Linked DNA regions of Homo sapiens: all the other regions are linked to region 1. The links are chromatin contacts, found by Hi-C or POLR2A ChIA-PET in ENCODE. All regions are on one chromosome and are shown on one strand. The core of a region is the stretch at or near the end of the contact, and the rest is flanking DNA. Distances in the headings are between cores, read along the strand shown.

Evidence for each region. A loop is a pair of places that touch in the nucleus more often than their neighbours do. ChIA-PET counts read pairs that join two places held with the same protein, here RNA polymerase II (POLR2A). Pooled maps may share reads with other maps.
Region 2: a map of Panc1 shows a loop between it and region 1 (5-fold over the local background). The contact joins two enhancer-like sites. A Hi-C loop is called at or near these places in 17 of 168 maps with a recorded cell type or tissue (Caco-2, Calu3, GM12878 and 13 more), 3 of 37 single-sample maps with no recorded cell type and 16 of 50 pooled maps. POLR2A ChIA-PET finds 5 or more read pairs at or near these places in 1 of 52 experiments (Panc1).
Region 3: a map of CD8-positive, alpha-beta T cell shows a loop between it and region 1 (23-fold over the local background). The contact joins the promoter of ENTPD6 here to the enhancer-like site in region 1. A Hi-C loop is called at or near these places in 7 of 168 maps with a recorded cell type or tissue (CD8-positive, alpha-beta T cell, GM23248, cardiac septum and 3 more), 2 of 37 single-sample maps with no recorded cell type and 6 of 50 pooled maps. POLR2A ChIA-PET finds 5 or more read pairs at or near these places in 4 of 52 experiments (CD4-positive, alpha-beta T cell, CD4-positive, alpha-beta memory T cell, CD8-positive, alpha-beta T cell and 1 more).

Annotation. Positions count from the first base shown.
Region 1 is chr20:25,135,285-25,139,754 of GRCh38, forward strand. No RefSeq gene overlaps it. Among named protein-coding and RNA genes, the nearest start is that of VSX1, 55 kb to the left of the region's middle. Within about 2 kb of position 1,612, at least 6 of the 41 ENCODE cell types and tissues checked have a DNase peak (open chromatin) inside an H3K27ac peak, as active enhancers do; they include PC-9, Panc1 and ascending aorta, where a contact is called at or near this core.
Region 2 is chr20:25,176,624-25,180,836 of GRCh38, forward strand. No RefSeq gene overlaps it. Among named protein-coding and RNA genes, the nearest start is that of ENTPD6, 17 kb to the right of the region's middle. Within about 2 kb of position 2,513, at least 15 of the 41 ENCODE cell types and tissues checked have a DNase peak (open chromatin) inside an H3K27ac peak, as active enhancers do; they include PC-9, Panc1 and ascending aorta, where a contact is called at or near this core.
Region 3 is chr20:25,192,553-25,196,964 of GRCh38, forward strand. ENTPD6 (ectonucleoside triphosphate diphosphohydrolase 6) reads left to right here and starts at 3,160. Exons shown (of 15, transcript NM_001247.5): 1 at 3,160-3,315. It overlaps LOC101926889 (a long non-coding RNA gene), which reads right to left and starts at 4,340. Exons shown (of 6, transcript NR_109994.1): 1 at 4,071-4,340. RefSeq lists enhancers at 2,616-2,855, 3,706-3,775, 4,156-4,305 and a silencer at 2,996-3,415.

The DNA.
Region 1 (4,470 bases), core at 362-2,861:
TATCTCGTTTCCTTTTCTTGAGACTGTCGTCCACTCCCTGGAGGCACTGAAATTCTGGGTAGCTTCTCAGGGTCCCTTCCAGCTCTGAGATTCCACGTTGTCCATTCAAATGTGTCTTTCAGCTGCCCACAGTGGGCTGAGGTGGGCACCCCTGCCACAGAGGAGGCTTCGCCTCTCCTCCCCTAGAGGTGCTCTGGAGAGGAACCCCTCCCATAAACCAGGCCACTCCTCACAGCAGACCTGGGACAGTCACTTTCTAGCCAGGTGGCAGACTGGCAGGCAAACTGAACCTGAACATCTTTGTTTCTAGGCTGTGAGGGACAAGGTTTCCATGACTACATGGGAGATTCCCAGCAAATTCACCCCACAAAATACCCAAACACATTTTAGGAAATGCCTGGCCAGAAAGGACAGCCCTCACCTTTCGCCAGAGCTGGTCTGGTCCCTGTGTCAGGATAACATCCCACTAGCCTGGTTTGTCTCTTAGAAAAGGAAAAGAGAATTAGGACAAAAGAGGCCGCATCCTCATCTGGTGCCGGGGTTCCCTTTTCCAGCTACAAAAAAAGCACTGGGGTCAGCCTACAGAACTGCCGAGAGCCCCACGGAAGTCTCAGGCAGACCACACGCTTGCTGGCGACCCTCGTCATCCAGCAGGGATCCAGGAGGAGAGAGGGGGAGCGAGCACCACAAAGTGTAGAGGAGAGAGGTGGGCAAGCAGGCAGAGACAGAGGGAGCAGACCGAGCCAGGGAAGTGGGCGTCTGAGGCCGAGCAGGAAGATGGGGAGCACAGAGACTGTTAAAGACACCAGAGGCCCCAGACCTGAGAAACAATGGCACAGAAAGGGTATCTGGAGCAGAGAAAGACTGATTAGTAAGCCAGTAATTAGCAGTTACCTAATGCTGCATAGCTAAATATCCATGACTTAGTGGTCTCAAACTGCAATCACAGTTTCTGTGGGCCAAGAATTCACTAATAGTCTGGCCGGGTGGTTCTGGCTTGGAGTCTGCTACAGACTGAATGTGGCCCCTGGAAAGCATGTGCTGGAAACATAATCCCCAGTGCAACAGTGCTGGGAGGGGGCTGCTGAGTGGTGATTAGACTGTGAGGGCTGTGCCCTCTTGAATGGATTAATTCTGTTATCATGAGAATGGGTTTGTTATCTCAGTAGTGGATTCATTATAAAAGAACAAGTTTGATCCTCCCTCTCTCTGTCTCTCTCCCTCCCCCTCCCTCCTTTTGCCCTTCCACCATGGGATGATGCAGCAAGAAGGCCCTTGACAGATGCTGGGACCCTAATCTTGGACTTCCCAGCCTCCAGAACCATGAGCCAATAAATTTCTGTTCATTATAAATTGCCCAGTCTATGGAATTCTGTTATAGCAGCACAAAGCAGACTAACAGGGCTGCAGTCAGATGTCAGCCTGGGCTGCATCATTTGAAGGCTCTGCTGTGGCCAGGGGATCCACTGCCAAGGCAGCCCTCACTGGCTGCCGAGCTGGTGCTGGCTGCTGGCAGGAGGCCTTAGCATCTCTCTGTGTGGGCCTCCCCAGGGCTGCTTGGGCGTCCTTTTGGCATGTGGCTGGCTTCCCCCAGCATGAGTCACCCAAGAGAGCAAGGCGGGAGCTGTAGTGCCTTTTCTGACCCATCAACATTCTGCTGGACACAGAGGCCAGCCCTGATTGAATGTGGAAAGGACTGCATGAGAGTGTGGCTCGAGGAGGCCAGAACCATTGGCAGCCACCTGGGAGACTTGGCGATCACAGAGAGAGGGAGACAAGACATTGTATGGAAACTGTGAGTGGCTGTGTCAAGCTCATAATATTCCATAAACATGGGTGGGGAAGATAAGGATGAATGATTAGCAAGGAAAGGAGAAAAAATAAAAAGCAAACCTTGTGCTTCCACTGGACAGTGGTACCTGAAACTTTTTCTTTTCTCACCTTCCTTGTTATTTTAAATGATTTTAAATAATATCAGTAATGCATGCATGTATCTTCACAATAAGAATGTCCAACAAAGCTCTCCTTAACCAAACCACCTTGAATGCCACCCCTCCCCAGAGGTCATCACTGTAATCATGCTGAGTCACATCCCAGGACTTGCCTTCACAGCTTTCCTTGTATATTGCAGTGTTTGTGTGTGTGTGTGTGTAGGAAATGAATTTCATTTCATGAAAAATGTAATTCCATTTTGTATTTTTTTACATAAATTGTATCATATCATATCATTGCTCTTAGAATTTTTTCCACTTAATTGATACGTCTTGGACATCATTGTGTGCAGATACGTAAGTCGATCTCATTCTTTTTGACCACTGCATGGCATTCCACAGTGTGGCTGCACCATGATCGTAACCATTTCCCTAATGAAAAATATTTAGGTGGTTTGCATTTCTTCTATTACTAGCAGTAAATGTTGTATGTGCATCTTTGTATACTTACTTCTAGACTATTATTTCTGAATATATATGTATCTTCAGTTGTCAATTCTTAATTTTATTATGTTGTAATCAGTAAGTGTGACCTATATCATGATTTCTATTTTTTGGAGTTTGTTGATCATTTCTTTATGGCTTAACACATGACCAATTTCTGTGACTGTGCTGTGTATACTTGAAATAATATACACTCTCTGGTGGGTAAAAAGACCCATTAGCTATTATATGATGTTTTTCTCTGTTATTTAAGAGTTTTGTTTATTTTTATCTTCTTGATCTCTGTCAATTTCAAGAGCTGTGCATTAAAAATCTCACACGATAGTGGATTTTTCAATTTATCTTTGTATTTCCATCAGTTTCAATAAAAGTTGCTAATATTTATTCACCACCTGCTGTGTGTCAGGCCCTGTGATAAGGACTTAGCATATATTATCTCATCTGATCCTTACAACAGCCTATAAGGGAGGCATTATTATTATCCTTGTTTTTCAGATGAAAAACCCAAAACAAAGAGGAACCTGATATCACATACCTAAAAAGTAGCAGAGTTGAGACTTAACCTACTCTTGGCTCTAAGTATGCAGCATGGACCACACATCACAATTGCTTTTCCTGGAGCCCTGCTCTTATTTTATGTAGCCCTGAGAAAGAAAGAAAAAAGCTTTCAATTTCTATGACACGATGTTTTCTTATATATGAGAGTTTTTATACTTATCGAAAAAGTTCTTTTAGACTTTTTTTTGAGACAGGATCTCGCTATGTCGCTCAGGCTGGAATGCAAGTGGTGCAATCACGGCTCACTGCAGCCTCAACCTCCTAGGCTCAAGAAATCCTCCTACCTCAGCCTCCTGAGCAGCTGGCACTACAGGTGCACATCACCATGCCCAGCTAATTTTTTAAATTTTTTTTTGTAGAGAAGAGGTCTCACTACCAGTTTGTCCAAGCTGGTCTCAAACTCCTGGGCTCAAGCAATCCTCCCACCTCAGCCTCCCAAAGTGCTGGGATTACAAGTGTGAGCCAATGAGTCACCACACCTGGCCTTTTAGACTTATTGATAAAACATTTTGTCATAGATTTCTCTTGAGCATATACGAAAAGGACACACATGTGCCTTAAGACTTGCTTCCTCCCAGAACCCAATGCCTTTGTGTCACTTTTGAATTAGAGCCGACTCTGTCCCCTGAAGAGCACTGGGGACACAGGATTTATTTGAACATGCTCCAGTATTGTCTCCGAGGTTTTCTTCCAAGGCATTCACATCCATTCACATTGGCACTGCTGCTTTATTGATGTTACCAAGAAATGTCAACAGAAATTAGGAATCACGGACACATGCTGTTTTGCTCTCGCTCTCAGCTGTGTGTTGAGAACGCAGTCGTAGGACAGCAGGGTGATGCAGGGGAGCTGCTGGCATCGGCAGAGAGAAATGGGAAGACAGCCACATCTTCAACGGAAGGCAAGCTGCCCGATGCATGGAGACCCTGGGGCTGCCTGCACTTACACTAGCTGTTCAGACGCCATGGACACCAAGGGTATTTGAGTGGCTGAAAGGTTGACGAGGATTCCACAGGGTGGCAGCAGAACCAGGACCAGGACCAGGGGAGCACTACCAAGGAAAACCTGGACACAGCCACCTGGGGGCAGGAGCCACACCTACTTCAGTTTATGAGAAACAAGTTCACTCATCCAAACCCAAAGAATGGACTCAGAGACCCGGAGAACTGCAAAAGTGAGACTTTTAACGACAGTCTTGCAAGATAGGGTATCTGATGGACAGGCACACCCAGCACAGTTTCAACAAGCAATTTATCCCCTAGTGCACAGGTCCCTCCCCCAGTTCCTCAAATGCTGAGTACTATGGAGGTCACAGTCTTCCTGGACATCGCCTATGGGTTGGTGGGTAGGGGTTTTAGGCATTTTCTTTACAGTTGTCTTGCTGCATCTTGTTGCAGCCACAATGCATTGCAATCCTAGTTAGCTCAGGGGCTCTTCAAGTATTTCACTTATGACCTAAGTAGCTGGGCAGGCTGAT
Region 2 (4,213 bases), core at 1,263-3,762, 42 kb after region 1:
CCTCGGAGCTGTAGTAACCTCAAGCCAACCCAGCCCTGGCTCTCCAGAGGGAGAGGGCCAGGCCCAGGTCAGCACCAGCCACATCTCACACCCATCCTCAGCAGAAGTCACCCCTGTGGGAATGCCAGGGTCCAGGGTACACCATGCCCAAGCAGACATGACAGAGGAACTCCAGGCTTAGCAGCTCCGCATTGACATTTCTGCCTACCCACTGTTAACCCTCTTTCAAAGCCAACCTCCTCCAGGCCCAGCCACAGCACTCTCCCTCCTATGCGGTCACTAGGAGTACTTGCCTGGAACCAGGCCCACTGGGTTAGGATCCTGGCTTGTGAGTATGACTTTCAGCAAGTCTTTTTTTTTTTTTTTTTTTTTTTTTGAGACGGTCTCACTTTGTCACCCAGGCTAAAGTATAGTTGTGCGATCTCGGCTCACTGCAGCCTCGACTTCCAAGGCTTAAGCAATCCTCCCACCTCAGCCTCCCAAGTAGCAGGGACCTCAGCCTCCCACGTAGCACCACCACACCTAGCTAATTTTTTATATTTTTGGTAGAGAAAGGGTTTCACCGTGTTGTCCAGACTAGTATCAAACTCCTGAGCTCAGGCGATCTGCTTGCCTCGGCCTCCCAAAGTGCTGGAATTACAGGCATGAGACACCGTGTCCAGCCCTGGCAAGTCTTTTGTGCCTCAGTCTTCTCATCTGTAAAATGAAGATAATAATAATTATCTCAGGAATTGATTTAAATAGTGCAGTTACCAAAGTCAAGAAACCTGGCAGACACTGTCTTAACTAAGTGATCAAAGTTAACATCACCAACAAGGAGACATATTGACATCACAGGCCTCCTGACAAGATGCATTACTTCTGTGGCATTACCACCGAAAATGTATAATCTGAATTTAATCATGAATAAACATCAAACAGACTCAAACTGAGAGGAATTCTACAAAGTAACTGGCTCGTACTCTTCAAAAATGGCAAGGCCGTGACATATACAGAAAACCCGAGGAACTCTTCCACGTTGTAGACAACTAAATGCAGCGTGGGATCCAGAAGGCAGTCCTGGGGCAGAAAGGATGGGGGAAAAGGAAAGAAATTTTTGGTTCTGTTTTGTTTTTGCTCTGAAAGACAGGACTGGTACAGTCAGTGAAACTTTGGATGCATCGATTGGATGGCTGTGTTGTGTCAGTGCTAAATTTCTGGTTTTGATGAGGGGACTGTGGCTGTGTAGGGGAGTGTAGGAGCCTAGGAAGAAGACGGACTCTCCAGAGGGAGAGGGCCAGGCCCAGTTAATAACTGTAGTTATTAAACTCTGGAGCAATTGCTGTCTGCCCCACACAGTCTATGATTATAGATAGTCTTGTTGCTTAACTGCTCAGCAGACAGATGCTTGATTCCTGGGGCCATTGCATATTTGTAACACCTAGGAGGTCTAAAATATTGGCAGGCAAGTTTGTTTATCCAACACTGAATGAGATCTGGATTTGCCAGTCACTGTGCCAAGCACAGGGAAGCAAAGGGACCTGAGGCCCAGACCCAGGCCTTTGTAGAATGTGCCCATTCCAGCAGGAGTGGCTGGAGGGCTCCCCACAGATAAGGACAGGATGGGGTGCTCTGTGCCAACTGGTGAAATGAGAACAACCGCAGGAATGCAGAGGAGGAAAAGGAATGTGTGTGGAAAAAAGACAAATGACACGGAGAAGTAGTAAGAGCAGAAAGACCCTGTTTAACGTGACCTTCAATGCATTTTCTTTGAGATGAGTGTGGGCTTGCCTGAAAAGGTGAGAAGACAAGATATGTTCAAGGCATTCAGCCATGATGGCACCATTACACTCCAACCTGGGCAACAGAGCAAGACCCGATCTCTGAGGGAAAAGAAAAAAAAAGAAAAAAGAAAAAAAAAAAATATATATATATATAATAATGACTTTTCTGTATTTAATTCATAAGTGAGAGGCTTCCAAACTTACCTTAAAAATGCACTATGTCAAGGCACAGTCTCTCACTTTTGACAGAACTTGTGAGGAAAATGCGAGCTGCAAAATGTTTTCCTGTCTGAGCCTCCTCTTCACGATGGGAATGCAGTGCTCAGGGAAACACATCCCAGCTCCATGAGAGAAGGGAGGGAGTAGACTAGTATGCTCTGAGCTCCCTTTCTGCTCCAAAACTCTAAGATTCCATGAGTTAGGGTGTCAGTGACCCTCCCCCAGTGGCCCTCAGACCCTAGCTTTCCAGCACCAACTCCAGTCAGCTCCAACTGCCTGTATCTCATCTCTGGGCCCGAAGGCTCTTTCAAGAACTTGAGTGTGCAGCAGGTCAGATATGCAGAGGGAATAGCACTCAACAATAACTGACAGGACCCAGTGTATAAACACTCCAGCACCCTCCTGCCTCAGGCTCAAAGCATTATGACTTATGACTCAAGGCATTGAGTCATCATTTGTAATAGAAAAACTTGGAAATATATGGCAAGATATGTAATAGCCACACAACACCTCTCTCTTCCTTTGGAGTGCAGTGGTGCAATCACAGCTCATTGCAGCTTCTCCAGCCTCAGCCTCTCCAGTAGCTAGAGGTCTTGCTATGTTGCCCAGCCGGTCTTGAAATCCTAGGCTCATGTGAACCTCCTCCTTGACCTCCCAAACTTCTGGGATTACAGGCGTGAGCCATGGTGCCAGGCCAAAAAAAAAATGTGTAGACAGCCCCAGCCTCCTCCTTGTGATACTATACTGCCGCCTAATGTCCTCTCAACAAATGACACCAAATACATTCTCCACGTGGATTCAGAAATTGTATAAACAAGGTTGAAGTTGAAACATTTTATTGTGATAGGAAAACATTTTGGAAACCAGTCTGCACATATGCACGTATGCTTGTGCATTTATGAAGTATATCTGGAGAACACAAATAAGCTGTTAACAGCAGATGCCTCCAGGAAAGGGAACTGGCAGGCTGAGAAATCTACCAAAATCATGGTGATGACGATGGTGATGACGTTATTTTGTATCTTTTAAATTTTGAGGCATACAATGTCCTGCTAATTGAAAAAAATTTTTAACTTAAAAAAACATTTATTAAATGTTGACGCTATGATGACTAAGGGGCCATCTTTTCTTCATTCATTGATTAGTGTTCTTAACAAATACTTACTGAATGCTTCCTGTGAGGGGGGCACTGTTTGGAGGAAAAACAGTGAGGAAGACACGCTCCCACCCTCCTGGAGCAGAGATGCTCAGAGGACTGCCCGGGACACCGCATGGTGAAGGTGGCCGAGCCCACGGCCTGGGTCTTAGGCTGGCCGGCCACGTGGAGCGGCACCCACCCAGCCCTGCTGCCGTGAGTCAGTGCCGTGGGGAGCAATCGCATGCATGGGCTTCAGACCTGCATTGGGCCTCTTTATTTGGGCACTTCAGCCTTATCCTAATTAATATGACACTTCACAAGCAGCATATAAGGGACATTTTATTCACCCAGCAGGTGCAGCACACACATTCTTCTCCAGTACCATGGAAAACTTGCAAAAAGTTACAAAGAGGGATACAAAGCTCATGTCAACAACCTCCACAGAGTGGATATCAGAGATGACACTCCCTGGCCCACAGCTCAATCAAGTGAGAATTCACTGATTAAAAGGTAAATTTAGAAATTAATTCAAAAATTTAAAAATGTTTCTTTTTTAATCTTTTTTTAAAGTTTATTAGCAATCTAAAAAAATACTGGTTATTTTTTTGACTTAAAGAAACCACTAACTTGCTAATCTCTAGGACATACAAGTTCCATTTATGGTCATGAACTTCATAGTAGGCCAAATGTAGGATTTAAAATCCAAGAAACAAAAAAAAAATTATAGAATTTTAACCTCACAATTATTTGAATGTCATTTTGGAAAAGTGCTACCTGAGACGCAGACACTGAGGACATACCTGTATGTACATGTTGGTCCTGACCTCCACCTCCCTTTGTACTCACACTAAGAAGTACCCCAGTTACTAGAGTAAACAGAATAGAAGGAAAGAAGCTGTGAATAATTACTTATGAGAAAGGGGACACGACCATGGCACAGGTGCTTCCTAACTCGTACTGTGACATACTCTCTCTTCAAAAACTGTCCTTAAATGTTTGAGGTGATGTATATCCTAGTTACCCTGATCTGATCATTACACATTGTACATATGTATCAAAATATCACATGTACCTCAAAAATACATAAAACTAT
Region 3 (4,412 bases), core at 1,910-4,409, 59 kb after region 1:
GCCAAACAAATCTGTGGAGAAACTTAGTTTATAATTTCACTTTAAACCAAATATAACAGCCCCCCCCTGAAACAAACCTCCTTCTTGCTTGGGGACCAGACCACCTTTGTGAAACTAACAAATTAGCCACAAGATTAAAATTTATGGGCCGGGCGCGATGGCTCACACCTGTAATCCCAGCACTTTGGGAGGCCAGGGTGGGCAGATCACCTGAGGTCAGTAGTTCAAGACCAGCCTGGCCAACATGGTGAAACCCTGTCTCTACTAAAAATATAAAAATTAGCCGGGCGTGGTGGCAGGTGCCTGTAATCCCAGCTACTCAGGAGGCTGAGGCAGGATAATTGCTTGAACCCGGGAGGCAGAGGTTGCAGCGAGCCGAGATCACACCATTGCACTCCAGCCTGGGGGACAAGAGCAAGACTTCATCTCAAAAAAAAAAAAAAAAAAAAATTATGGCTTAGGAGTCATGCAGCCCGAAGCCACAAGATTCCTAACCTCCATAATTGCTCCAATAGATAATATTACTATTATATAACATAAGATTGGTGTTCAAGGTATTTTTCAGACCCCACATTGTGATGGACTAGCCACCCAGACTGGTAAACTGGCTATCTCGTCTTGTGACCCCAACCCAGGAACTAACCCAGAGCAAGACGAAAGCTTCATCTCTTCAGGATTTCATCCCTAACCCAACCAATCAGCACTCACCATTCCCTAGCCCCCTGACTGCTAAACTATCTTTTAAAAACCCTAGCCTCCAGACTGGCACAATCCCAGCACTTTGGGAGGCCAAGGAGGGCAAATCACTTGAGAGCAGGAGTTCGAGACCAGCCTGGCCAACACGGTGAAACCCCGTCTCTACTAAAAATACAAATAATTAGCTGGGCATGGTGGTGTGCGCTTGTAATCCCAGCTACTTGTAAGGCTGAGGCATGAGAATCGCTTGAACAGGAGGTGGAGGTTGCAGTAAGCCTAGACTGCACCACTGCACTCCAGCCTGGACAACAAAGCAAGACACTGTCTCAAAAACAAACCCCCCCCAAAAAATTCCTTAGACTCCGAATTTGAGGAGAGGCTGATTTGAGGAGTAATAAGCCTCTGCTCTCCTGGTTAGCCAGCTCTATGTGTATCGAACTCTTTATTGCAATTCCCATCTTGAAAAATTGGCTCTATCTGGGCGACAGGCAAGAAGAAGCTGTTGGGTGGTTACAGTGTGATGAGTGCTATGAAGGAAATAACATAAAAGGTGACAGAGAATAACTAGAGGAGGCCATTCTAGATAAAATGGTCTGAGGAGGTGACATTTGAGCTGAGTATTAAACATTGAGAAACAATCTACGAAGGGAAGATGTGGTGCAAGACCTTTCCAAGCAGTGTATAATACACACAAAAGCCCATGCCAGCAAAAAGATTTTACTTTCACAAATTCTAGAAACTCTAAGAGTAAAAAGTGGTGAAAAGAAAGGAAGTGATAACACATGTTGCCAAGTGCAGCAGGCAGAAACAGGGCCATCACCACTTCACGACAGGATCTCAAAATACTAGGAAGTGTAAATTAAAACCATGAGATATAGTTTTGTCATTATTGGATTGGGAAAGATCCAAAAGTTTGGAAAGACCCCACTGGTGAAGATGTGTGGAAACCCACAGTCTTACACATTATTTGCCAGAGTGTAAATTAGTACAGTGTCTAAGGGGGGCAATTTAGCCACGTTTGGCTAATATATTATTTTAAAGGACATATCCCACCATAGCCAATTCCACCTCTAAGAATATTTCTGACAGATATACCCACATGCATGCACAAAGACAATCCACGGGATCCAGTCACATTATTCCTAACCCAAAGCAACTGGGAAACACTTCAAGGTCCATCAGTGAAGGCCCGCATAGGCTAACCTCTGTAATAACCAAATCTCAGTGGCAGTGTCCAACCAGGTGCTTGTGGGCGACCTTCCAACAGGCACCGCATTGCCCGGCTGCCAGGCCGGGCCTGTGTACTGTCCCCGCATCCCATACAGCTAGCACTTATTCACCCTCAAAAGCGTCCCATCCTGAAAATAAACTCTTGCCCACTTGGTGCTTCAGGAACCTGGGCTTCTTCCACTAATAGCTCTCCCAGATGCCCCAGTGCGCAGGTGGGGCCGTCCTCTAGGACCAGGCCTGGCTGGGGCGCACCCACACCTCCTTGGCCAGACGCCATGGGCCGGGAAGGGGCTCTGGCCCTTGCGGGAATGAGGGCGCCTAGCATAGGTGTGCAAGTGGGCAGCCCCCACCGTGGGGTCCTTAAGTAAGCTGGAGCCTGTGAGCCAGGACAGTCAGGAGTTGCAACCTTGGTGATTTCTAGGAAGACAGAAAATGGGGTCAAGGGCCGGGTGTGGTGGCTTATGCCTATAGACCCAGCACTTTGGGAGGCCGAGGCAGGCGGATCACCTTAGGTCAGGAGTTCGAGACCAGCCTGACCAACAGGGCGAAACCTCGTCACTACTAAAGGTACAAAAATTAGCCAGGCGTGGTGGCGCACACCTGTAATCCCAGCTACTCAGGAAGCTGAGGCAACAGAATCGCTTGAACCCGGGAGGCAGAGGTTGCAGTGAGCTGAGACCACATCACTGCACTCCAGCCTGGGTGAGAACCTGTTAAAAAAAAAAATAAGAAAATGGGGTCAAGAAACGGTGGGAGGAGGGCAGATTTCATGAACCTGCCTGCTATGATGTGGCTGCATTTCCATCATGCATTGTCCTAAAAAAAGAAAAAGAAAAAAATAAAATGTAGACGTGGAGGGATGGGGGAAATTGCACAGGCCGGTCCAGGCTGTGAGGCTGCCCCCTACCAGGGACGACGAGGGCCAGCTCCGCCGCGCCGTAAGGAAACTGGCCAAGGGAACCCCTTGAATCTGGCGAGGGCCCGCCATGAGACGCTCGGGGAACCAGACTGCCGAGCCCCCCTCTCTGGGCCGACGCCAGCCCGGCTGTGGACTGGAGAAAACCGCAAGGCCACCTGCAGAAAGAAAAGAAGGCCATCGCGCCTACGCAGCTGAGCACCCATACTCCGCCCGCGCCTGCGCAACTGGGTCCCCCGACCCCCACCTCCTCTCCCGCCTGCGCATGCGCGGCTGGGTGCGCCCCCCCGCCCAGCCTGTGACGCCACGTGCATGGGGCGGAGCCCAGGCCCTAGGGAATCGTGGGGTCGTATCCCGCGGGTGGAGGCCGGGGTGGCGCCGGCCGGGGCGGGGGAGCCCAAAAGACCGGCTGCCGCCTGCTCCCCGGAAAAGGGCACTCGTCTCCGTGGGTGTGGCGGAGCGCGCGGTGCATGGTAAGCGGCGGGCCGGGGCGCTGGCGGGGGCGGCCGGGGATCACCGACTGTAGGCGGGCCTCCCCCACGCGGGCGCGCTGCGCTCCGGAGGACGGCCTCGGGGTCACTCGCACCCCGGGTCCCACCTCCTGCTGCCTTCCTGTCCAGGCTCCATTAGGGCTCCCTGGATGTCTGGGCTCCGCTGACCGGTGGGGGGCAAGTCCAGTGTTTTGGGCCACAGGGCGGGCCAAATAGCAGGGGCCTGTAGCCCCAGGGGGCCCCAGCCCTGCTGCGTTCATTCATTCAGCCCGCTTTTGCGGACCCGCCCCCAGTCTGCGTCAGGGACAGACCCCTCCGCCCTGGATGAGCCCGGCGGGGAAGCTTCGCGTAGCAGTTTCTGGGAAACAGGTAGGATCAGGCCGCTCGGACAGGACTGAGGGTGTAAGGACGATTCACCCTGGCATTGGGGTGGTGTCCCGAGGAGCTCATAGGTGGTCAGGGCGGTTCTGCCCGAGCTGACCTGTGAGCCGCGAATGCCCTGGACCGAGGGAGGGAGAGCCCCCTAGGTGGACAGACTAGACTCCTTCAGTGGAAAACATTCAACAGCCAGGAGAGCGTGGAAGAGGAAGGAGAGATGGGAGGGCCCAGGGGAGCGTGGAAGGGAGGGTGTTTTTATTATAAGTGCACCTGTAAGTGCAAAGTGCAAAGGAAGCAGCCGCCGGGAAGTGCCTGGGCAGCTCTGGGTGTCCCTCCAGGCACCTGTATTCCAGCCTTACCTGCGCGAAGCCACACATCCCACGTCACACAGGATACGGGGAAGTCAGCCATAGCCTGCAGGCGGGGAATCTGAAACCTCGCGCAGGAGTTCCTTGGGAGAGGTGGATTACAAGGACTCTTCCTCCCACCCGCTGTGCAAGAGCCATGGGCGGCCGGTAGTCATTTTTGAAGGACCTGGCAAGCACTGTACAAATCTCAAAATTGCTTTTTGTCCCCCTCCCCTTGCCTTGGAGAGAGTGGCTGGCTAGTGTGTGTGTCGTCTGCCTCCTGAAGGTTCGGGTAAAGGACCAGGGAGGTGGGCAGCCCTTTGTGTCAGGAGATCTGGAAGCGCCTCCCCTCCC